Linked DNA regions of Homo sapiens: region 2 is linked to region 1. The links are chromatin loops, found by intact Hi-C in ENCODE. Cell type or tissue: MCF 10A. All regions are shown on one strand. Each heading gives the region's core, and the rest is flanking DNA. Links, peaks and the distances in the headings are about the cores only.

What was found. Hi-C counts contacts between places; a loop is a spot of excess contacts. Peaks named below come from ENCODE experiments on the same cell type or tissue, not always from the same donor. Only the 100,000 strongest peaks of a DNase experiment are listed, where the experiment ranks them.
Region 2: a loop joins it to region 1, with 7 times the contacts of the local background. A loop is called at or near these places in 4 of 110 quality-filtered maps.

The regions. Positions count from the first base shown.
Region 1 is chr15:39,552,483-39,557,864 of GRCh38, reverse strand. No RefSeq gene overlaps it. Among named protein-coding and RNA genes, the nearest start is that of THBS1, 26 kb to the left of the region's middle. In MCF 10A, for the core only: no CTCF peak of the experiment used is centred there; DNase peaks (open chromatin) are centred at 1,194 and 3,304.
Region 2 is chr15:39,500,499-39,505,880 of GRCh38, reverse strand. No RefSeq gene overlaps it. Among named protein-coding and RNA genes, the nearest start is that of THBS1, 78 kb to the left of the region's middle. In MCF 10A, for the core only: no CTCF peak of the experiment used is centred there; no DNase peak of the experiment used is centred there.

The DNA.
Region 1 (5,382 bases), core at 329-5,328:
TGGAATGGTTGTTCCTTAAAATATGAACCACAGGCCACCTGGATCAAAATCATCCCAGGAGCTTGTTAGGAAAGCAAATTCCTGGGCCCCACTCCAGAATTTCAGTTCCTGGAGAGGGAAGACTTAGGATTTGTGTTTTTTTTTTTTTTTTGAGATGGAATTTCACTCTTGTTACCCAGGCTGGAGTCCAGTGGTACCATCTCGGCTCACTGCAAGCTCCGCCTCCAGGGTTCAAGTGATTCCCCTGCCTCAGCCTCCCTAGTGGCTGGGATTATAGGCACACGTCACCATGCCTGGCCGATTTTATATTTTTAGTAGAGACAGGGTTTCACCATGTTGGCCAGGCTAGTCTCAAACTCTTGACCTCAGGTGATCCACCCGCCTAGGCCTCCCGAAGTGCTGGAATTACAGGCATGAGCCACCACGCCTGACCAGGATCTGCGTTTTTAACAAGAGCCTTGGGAAATTCTGGTACATACTCATTTAGAGGCTGGATGCCGAGTCTGGTTCTCTTTCTACCATGTGGGATGCCTCTCATCACTGTGTGCCTTAGCAAAATGCATTTTCCCGTCTTCTCTGGGGTGGACTACAGTGACCCAGCCACCCCTTTGCATGCACACTTTTATTTTTTCATTCTGCAGATATTGTGTGAGAATCTACTATGTTCTACATATTGAAAAATCGTGAGAAATCCAAAGATGGCATCCAAAGGTGCCTTTGGGGGCAGTAGCTATAGTAAAATAGTATATACAATCATTTAGTTGGCACGTCCAACCCGCCTTATTTTGTTGTTCTTTTTATTTTGTTTTAGGCTTTTAGCAGCCTGAAGCCATGGCTTTTAGTTTCTGTCTCTAGTGATAAATGGAAAAGAGGGATGAGGAAGGGGCTTTACTGGCCTAACCAGAAACAGCAACTAAGAACCTGTGACTGTATTCTCTCCCTTGGGCACCCCTGAATTGTTCCCCGCCTTTGCCATTTCTCATGCTGGACCCTGTGTGTGGCAGGAAACCCTTCCACGTGGAACCCACCCACCGAGTAAGCAGGACCCTCATCCAGTTCTTTCCTTGATGGTAGAACACTGCTCAGGTCCCACCCACCTTGTGCTTTGGCAGCAGCTGCAGTGGCAGCTGGCCTAAGTAGTGCGTTTTTGATTCATGGTGAGATGTGATGGGTAGCGGGGCCTGCAGGCTTGTTTGGGCTTGTTCTTCTGCTTGGGTTCAGGCATTCGGTGTTTAGATTTAATGTTTCAACATCCAACAGCTTCTCAGTTTGCGCAGAGGTCTAAATCATAGACGTCTTATCTAAAGCAGGCAAAAAGCATCTGCTATTGCTGGGAATGTTCATACTGAATGCTTTGGAATCCAATTTTATGATAATTTCTCCTTCTTCCCCACCCCACATCTCCTTCCCTTTTTTTCTCCACTCAAAGAAGTCCATTGCTTGCAGCCACCCAACTTCAGTACATATTTTGCTTGTTTGTTATCCCTCATCTACTTAGGGGAAATGGTTGCAAGAACAACTTCAGAGGTATATTAGTCTACACAAGACAAGAGAAGCAAGGACTAGTCCCTGGAGAAGTGAACAAGGGAGACTAAGTATATGAAAGTTCTCCATCTAGGGATGCCGAAAGTTCATCCTGAGGCTTCTGGAATCTTTGCCTCTGCTCCGTTTTTGTTTCTCTAGCATCCATTGAGCATTACTAAGTGCTTTACCCTGTTGCTCACTACAACCTATTTTGCTGATATGAAAAGAAAGGCTGAGCGAGGTTGGGCAGGTTGCCCAAGTGCACATAGAACATGCTGGGGCCAGGATTTACACCCTCACACTCTAGCTCCAGCAGGGGCACTCCTAGCTGCTCTGCTATCTGCCCTTCTCAAGCGGTCCTGCATTTTTCTCTATGGCCTTTTAAATGCTTGCTGGCTGCAGAGCTCCTTTTCAATTCCTTCTACCTGATTCTTAATCCAGGGGGGGCAGAGATTGACTCACCAGCAGTTGGAATCCATAGAATTCTACGTGAAGCATTTCCAAGGAGTAGGATCACACCCAGAAGAAGGGGATCTTTGCCCTTCCTGACTCCACAGGGAGCTAGTGGGACAGTGAGATTGGTGGAGACTGCCACAAACATTTCTGTGTAAAAGAAAAGCTTGCTTATTGGCCGGGCCCCAGTGAAAGGGTCTGTATGCCAGGGCTGTCCAGTGATGCTCTCAAGGCTCTCAAGGCCTCTCAGGCACAGAGGCAGAATAGAGGGCAGTGGGGAGCTGGGGGAACTGGGGAGAAAACCCTCTTAAAGAGAACAGGGGCTGACTGAACAATGCAGGGAAAGAGCATAGATTGAGAAGTCCGAGGGACACAAGTTCAAATCCAGACAATTGCATTTGCTAGATGTGTATGGAAGTTGCTCAGTTTCTCCAAGTCATAAGTCTAATAACTGCCTCACAACTCTGCCATTGCAGTTAAAGTGAGCAATACGAATGATGTGCCTCATACAGGGCTTGACTCTTACCAGGCACTCAGCTCATGGTGGCTGTTATTAGCCCAGGGGCAGATACAGGGAATGAAAATTCCTTTCTCCCTTTGACCACCAACCCAACCTCTCCTTTTTCTTCTTAGATTAGGCTGCTGTAGAGGTATGGATGTGTTTCTGGTTTTGGCTGTTTGCACATGCTGATCAAATTATGACAGTAGTGTGAACTTAACCTGAAATTAGAAAGAGAAACCAAATTATGACAGCAGTTGGGCAAAAAGATCTTCAAGTGGATTATTTGGTTAATAGACATTCCCTGTGGCATTTCATTTTTTTTTCTAGAGAGAAACCATTGATAGATATTAATTAGTATTCTGAATGTACTTTGTCTTGGCAATGCCTCTGCTGATCCTGATCTGAAGGTGGGTTGGCTGCCTCCTGTACAGCCTGACCTCCTCTCCAGGGTGCTGGACACTCTTACCCATGTTGATAGTTGAGACATTTTTGTGGTCTGTGTCCTTTTGTTTCTAAAATATAAGGGGTTCTAGTGAATTTTCCTCCAATGAGCTAGTTTGCCTTTTTGTAAGTAGTCTCAGCTGTCTGCTGTTTTTTCCTATAGATTAAGCCTTGTGGGCTCACCTGTCTCATTTTGCTCTTCTCTCTGGGGGTTGCCCTCATCCCCCTTTGCAAGTCTTCTTCTGGTATCTTTCAGGGGTCTTTTGTTCTCTCTTCCACATTGTTAATTAGAATGCAGAATCCAATCTGGAGTGAGCAAGCACTGACCCCAGGGCACCCTGCTAAGCACCTCTTCTTGCTGGAGATGTGCCACAGAGCCTCACCTTTCCTTCGTAATCTTTTGTTAGTGTTCAACCCATGTGACTTGCTCTCCCTGCCAATTTGAACCTTTAAATGTCAGCAATTAAAATTTCATGAGCTGTTGTATGAAATGCTGCAACTCAAGCCCCAAACACAGCAGCTGCTGTGTTTCTTTTGTCTTCTCATATGGTTACCCTTTCCAAAACAAGATATCATGTTGTTTTGGATTTTTTTGTCCTTAAGAAAGCCGTTTTGCTTATTGCTTGAGACATTCCACTGTCCTTGATACATTTACAAACTATATTTTTAGCCACAACTATCCTTACTTTGCTAATTACAGATTTACAGGTGCTGGTTAGTTTCAGAACAAATGTCCAGACATTTTCAGTTTCCACTCCCCTCCACCCATCTGCTTCCCAGTAAGTTGTGAGAAATAATGAAACTTTTCACTGGTTTCTTACTCAGATCTTTGAACACCCCAAACTACTTATCACCTGGCCCCTTTGATTTGTAAATGTTCAGGTTGTCCAATTACTGTTTTTTGTATTATTTTCCATCAGCTCTATTTGTAGAGTCTATGAAGTCATGGCATAGTATCTAGTTTCCTTTTTATAGAGGAGTTCCTATCTGTGAGCCATGGTTTTCAGCTGAGGCCGTGCATTAGAATCCAGGGTGGAGTCTTTAAAAAATTCAGATACCCAGATACCTTTCTTATCCCCTATGGAATATTGATTTAGAAGGTTTGGGGTGGGGATATGAGCATTTATATGTTTCTAAAAGCTCCTGAGTTAATTCTAAGGGCACCCTGGTTGATAGCCACATTATGGACTGAGTCCCAGGTCTGTGGTATCGAGACCACCATACTGACTGGCCCCAGTAGGCCCTGGGGCCTGGTCTATGGACCCTGAGCCTGGGTTCTAGCTTCTGTTACCTCTCCCTGATGGAGAGGGTCCATTTGAGCAGGGGCTTGGCTATATGGAGAAGGTTGATGGGAAGACATGAAAGGAGGGCTTGGTAGGTGGAGAGAAGGGCAGGATGAAGCAGAAGACTGTCGCTAGTGTAGGGAAGACACGGCTGAGTTACAGCTTAGCCCAGAATGCCTGAGAGAGAGTGGTGGGAGTCCAGGTTGGATGTGGGTCAGGGCCTTGAACAACAGACTTCACGTGTACTTTACTCTTCATAAAAAGCAGTGGTGGAGGCCAGCCCTAAGGTATTGCCAGGTAATAATAGATGGTGAATCCCTGTAACGTCACCTCTGTAAATAAAGCCAAGTTTTGTCTTTCTTCTCTTCATTATTTCCAGGACAGATTATATAGAATCCAGAGCTCTTTGAAATAATTAAGAATGCACTTTGCTTTTCATGATCTTTCTTAGGAGGATTATAAAACCGATGGCTTGTTCCACACATTTTGCCTAGAGGCCTGGGTCCTGCCCAGGCGATCCCCTGGATTTCTTCACATTGCTCCAGGAACCTCACATCTCCCAGCCAAGGCAATCAATTGCAGCAGAATTCCAAAGGGTTTCCCTGTTCATGATGGGGTTTCTGCCAATGCCTATAAATAAATAAAATCAATGTCTTTTTTGTGTTTTTGCTGAGCTTTATTGGTTCCCCTTATGAGATGAGGAAGGATAGGATAAGAAATGAAGAACTTGTTTGTATTTAATCTTCCCGAAATATATTTGGGCAGACATTATTATCTGCATTTTGTGGCCAAGAACATTGAGGCTTAATCGAGGTTAAGTAACTTGCTTGTGGTCACAAAATAGTAAGTTGTGAAACTGGGGTAGAAAACCAGGTCTTTCTGGCCCCAAACCCATGCTTGCTCCATTATGCCACCTCTTCCTGTCTGGGTGGAAGGTCTGCCAGGGGATGTTGAGGCATCCCTGGTAAGGTTAAACCTCATTTACATTTTAAACCAGACACTAGTCTAGAGGCATGTCTAGGCTGATTGAAGGATTTGGGGCAGATTTAGGGTAGGCTATGTGCATGTGATGTCTGGGAGATTGATAATGGGCTAAAGTTGGGATGGTTGCAAGACCAACTTTGGCTGCTTTGCAGTTTTGCCCAGAACTATAGTAGCATCCAGGGAGCTGGTGCTCAA
Region 2 (5,382 bases), core at 291-5,290, 52 kb after region 1:
CCAAGAGATATATAGCAGAACCTTGTATTTCATGTTGGTGTGTGCATGCTGCTCATTTGTGTTCCCAACTCAGTAGCAAACTCCAAATTTTTCTGCTCTAGGCAGCTGAAGTTTGTTATTTGCAAATATATCAGAGTTTATTTTATTTTCCACATAAGCATTATATGCTGATTCTAAAAAGGTGGCCTGCACTAGCACAATTTGGCCAGTCTATCTATAGAAACCCAGTTTTTAATACATGTATTTTTTGGGGTCTGTTTACAAACCCCATGGGGAGATAGTGAAAATTGTATACCTTCTCTCCAGTAAAAGGCACACATTGATTTTGAGTATTATTTTAGAGTTTTAATACTTTGAACTGTATAGAACCCAACTTAATTACCTGTAGTCTGTTTGGAAAGTCTCAGAATTCATCAGTTTGATACTGACTGAGCACCAAGCATAGAGCAGGGTGTAGAAATGAGCACTGAAGATGTTTATAAGAAATCAATATGCTTTATTAAAGAATCATAGAATATTAAGGTGAAGGATCCTCAGCTCACATTTCATCTAACCACTGCAAACATTAGGGAGATATTTGCATTAGGGGATCTTTAGGACTTCTATGTAGCTGTTCCCAGTCCTAAAGCTCTGTGAAAATGCGAATACCTTTTTCTACTGTGAATGCACGTATGCATACAATATCAGTTCCTTGTGAACCCTTTTTCACCTCCATGGTATTTGGTCATTGTTTGGATTAGGATGAGACTTCTGTTGCTAATAAGAGGGCTCAGTCATCTTATACAATCCAGAACTCTTCAAATTTCTCTACAATTGTAGTGATACAAGCTGCTAATCTCCTTGGTTAAATTAATGACTGTACTTTCTGGTATTTTAAAGTAAATAATTCTGAGTTGAACAGAAGGTCTGGAAAATTAGGAAACTGGCTTTTACCATGGGATGCAGATGAATCAGACCTGCTAATGTGTGAATCGTCACAGCTTTGAAGCATCTCTGGATAACATGTGACTTCTTGGATGAACTATAATTGAAACTCACAGGTATGGAACAAACATCATGGTCAGGCAAAACTGCTCCCTCCTAGGCAAGGAATTCCGTGTAGATTTCATTTTTATCTCATTTAATCCTCATGACAATCTTAAAAGTGATTGCTAGTACTTTTTGACAAATGAGGACACAGTGACTCAAGAAGTGAAATAACTTACCAAAAATCATACACCACTGAGTGGTAGAATCAGGATCCAAGCTCAAGCTTTCTGGTCTAAAATTCCTGCTACATCACTAGTTTATGCTGCCAAAATCACAGACATCCCCCTTTGGAGCTACAGGGAAAGCCAGGCTATCAGGGCCCTTTGCACAGACTCAGCTCAATCCATAGCTCTGCCATGAACTAGCTGTGTGACCATCAGCATGTTACCTAGCCTTTGTGTGCCTGTTTCTTCCTCTGTAAAATGAGGCTGGTAGCAGTACCATTTTATACGGCAGCTGTGAAGATTAATGAGTTACTATGTAGAATACTGCTTAGAATAGTACCAGGCACATGGTAAACCCCCAGGAAATATTAGCAATTATTGATTACTTGAAGTTCTCTGCCCACTTCCCTGAGCTCGCAGTCTTCTATTGCACCAGGCCTACTTTTTTGAATTGAGAGCATGAGAGACATGTTTTGTTATTTAGTACAATCAACCTCTGGGAGGACCGTGGCCTAATTAATTACAGACTATTTTTTGAAGGCCAGATTTTTATAATGCTTTTGTGGCAAGTTTTCTTTCCCACTTACATTTAATTTTGGCAATAAAAAAGCAAAATTAGCTGATTTTTCTTCATTCTTGCCTGCTGTCAATAGGTTGATGTCTGCCAGCCAGACCGAGGGGCCAACCTTTTATGTATTTATTTTTAAACTTCCATTTTGACAAACCTAGTGGCACTTTTTCAGCTGTTAATGCAGATGATCTGCCTTTATTGCAGGCCCACCAAATGGTCAGTCATCTCTTCTGGTTTCTGGACTCTGACTTCCCTGAGGACAAGAACCACTGACATTTAACTTGTCTCTGTCACACCCCTGCCTAGACAGGGCCTGGCATGTAATGGGCAGTCAAGTGACGTCTGTAGAATGAACTAATGAATGAATGAATGAATGGGCCCACAATCAGAGCGTCCCAAACCTGGCTGTTTTGGGAAGCCACACTTGCTTGCCATTTGGGTTCCTCCCCAAAGCAAGAATATTAACAATGAGAGACAAATCCATAAGCCCCTATGCTCAGGGCTTTCTCAGCTCATTGCCAGTATGTTTGAAAGAAGTCGAGTAGGCCAGCCTGGGGAATATGCCGCATTTCTCTCTAATATGGTTTGGCTCTGTGTCCCCACTCAAATCTCATCTCGAATTATAATTCCCACCTGTTGAGGGAGGGAAGTGACTGGATCATGGGGGCGGTTTCCCCTGTGCTGTTCTCGTGATAATGAAGGAGCTCTCACGAGATCTCATGGTTTTATAAGTGTCCGGCATTTCACCTGCTTGTATTACTCGCTCCTGCTGCCTTGTGAAGAAAGTGTCTTGCTTCCCCTTCGCCTTCTACCATGATTGTAAGTATCCTGAGGACTCCCCAGCCATGTGGAACTGTGAGTCAGTTAAACCTTTTTGCCTTATACATTGCCTGGTCTCGGGCAGTTCTTTATAGCAGTGTGAGAATGGACTAATACACCCTCTTATCTGTGTGGATTTTTTTTTGCCAGGTAGGCTCCAGAGCTGTCTTTCCCCACCCCTCTGTCACCTATCTGGTGTCACTGCGTGACCCAAATGGCTGGCTGAATGACAGTCTATCTTGTTAAATCATCTTGACTCATTTTTTTTCTTGAAAAATTTTGCTTGCCTTAAACATGTGCTAACTGGATTGGACTTGCAAGGGCCCTGTACTAGATAAAGCTAATGCTGTTACTATCTTATTTATATTGCCTTCTCAAGGGTGGTTATTTAGCTTAGACTTTCTCCGAGGAAGGAATAGCTAAATTGCTTCAAAGGAACATTCTTTTTCCCAAATAGGAATTCCCTGGTCATAGCTTATCTCAGCAAGAACCATATACTTGCGACGACATGAGCCAGATTCTCCTACTGTGTGATTTTACTGGAATTCCCCACAATTCTGTAGTAACTTGATGCTGACCTTAAGTTTCTTTCAGCAATGATACTGTATAGTCTCCTTTTGAGTTTGGACACTGGCAAGAGAAACTTAAGCTGGCTGAACAACACAGGATGAAAGTTTGTAAGTGGGAGGAAAGTTTCACCCAGATCTGGAAAAACTCAATGTGTTTTTAGAAAAGAGTGGCAAATGTTTCCAAAGCATTATAAATCGAGTTCACCATTTGGATGGCATTGATTTATATTAAGAATTCTACTCAATAGTAGTTTGGAATGCAAGGCAAAGAAATCTGACCTCTAGCTGTATGAAATCAAAAGAGACATACACCATCTCCAAGGTGTTCTGTCTCTGTGCAGATGAGGCTCAAAGCCACATCACCAAGCCTATTCTCACACCACCTGCCATTGCTGACTAATCGTGCAAACCAATACCTGGAGAGCCACGTGTCCTGCCTCTCAAATGCCTCAGATGTATCTGCTGCCCTCATTAGCACTGCTGTAACCCCAGGCCAGAGCTCAAAGCCTCCACCTGGTAGCATCAGGTTGTTTTCTGGCTGTGGTGTGGTTTCTGATCAGCATCAATCAGCATCACCTGGGAACTTGTCAGAAACACAGATTCTCGGCCCTACCACAAATCTAATGAATCAGAAATTCGGAGGGTAGGGCTCAGCGATCTGTGCTCCAACCAGCCCCTGCACGTGATTCTAAGGCATGCTGAGATTTGAGAATCATGGCTCTAGGCTCACTCCCTCTAACTTAGAACTCGCAATCCTGATGCCTATTAGAGTCACCTGCAGTACTTAACACACCAGACCAATTAAACTGATTAAGTCTAGGCAGGAAATTAAAAACTCCCCAGGTGATTCTACAGCCAGGGTGGATAACTAACATTAACTGATCATCATAGCTTAAATGAAAGTATCAATTACACACTCCTGTTGCTCTTTTCAGAAACCATGATGGTTTCTGGCTTTCTACTGCTCAAGTTCAAAGTGAGCTTTCTAAAGAATCCTCAAATATAGATCAGGAGAAAACCTGACTACATCTGGGGACTGCTTTGTCTCAAGAGCCCATCCCCTCAGTTCTGTTCAGGATTAGGCTCTGCTTGGCTGGAGGAAGCCAAGCATGTCAGGAGCCCTCCTTTTTCATTAGTCATCTCCTCGCCCTCTTTCCCTTTCCCAGGACCCCGGTCCTCAGGGCTGTCCACACCAATTTGTGTGAGCAGCCAAGTCCAGTGCTGATCATGAGGCCTGAGGCCAGGTCCAAGCAGCAGCAAGAGAGAATGGGGCTGGAGGACGGGTGGGATTTGAGCACAGTGTGAATGGGGAAGACTTCTTCAGCCTGACTGAATACCACCAAAGCACAGCAGAGCAGCTACACCCAGGTCAAGCATTTGCAGAGTGGTGGGTGGGAGCAGAACTCTCCATTTCATCTTTCCTGAGTTGCCAGACCTGGGCTTAAATACCTAGATATGATTCTGTGGCCCCTGTGACTGGCAGGAAGACTAGCTCCTGGGGTGGGATAAGTTATATAAAGCATGGTGTCTGTGTCTCTGCCCAAACCATGGGCCCAAAGAAGACACTCCCTGGCCACAGTGGTGGCCCAGCAGCCCGAGGCCAAAAGGAGGTGGCTGCTGCTTGAGATGGAACTTCTCACACTCCCAATCACAAAACCCAACTTCAGTAACAGGGCTTTTTCTTTTTTTCTTTTTCCTTTCTTTTTTTTTTTTAGAGGATCTTAACTTAAAGGTTCTAGTTTTGGTTTTGTTTCAAAAATAAAATCTAAGTCTAAAAAGCCATTCTGGCAGAGGTTAAACTGGTACTTTTCTAGGAATTTTGACTGTTCAAGTTGTGAGTTTCAGATTTGGTCACAATCTAAACGTTTGAACAATAATGGTGATTAAAATAATTTTAGTATTGATTGGGGAATTTTGGGATAATCTTTATAAAAATCAAAGTTACAAAAACCCTAATCCTCACCGAAATGTAATTTTACCAATGAAGACACTGGAAGTCAGGGAAGGGGAGGGATTCACCATGTTAGAAAGTGCGAAACTGGGTTTGCAGCCTCAGATTGGGGGACAGGACAGCTCTTTTCAAGACTGTCTAATGCCCCTCTGCCAGCCAGCCACCATTTGCCTTGAATGCTTGTTAGAGGAAAGGTATGAATAAGGTAATACAGTGTTAATATATAGATTAAACATTTTTAGAATTGCACTATAGCCCACAGTTTTCAACGTGTTTTTA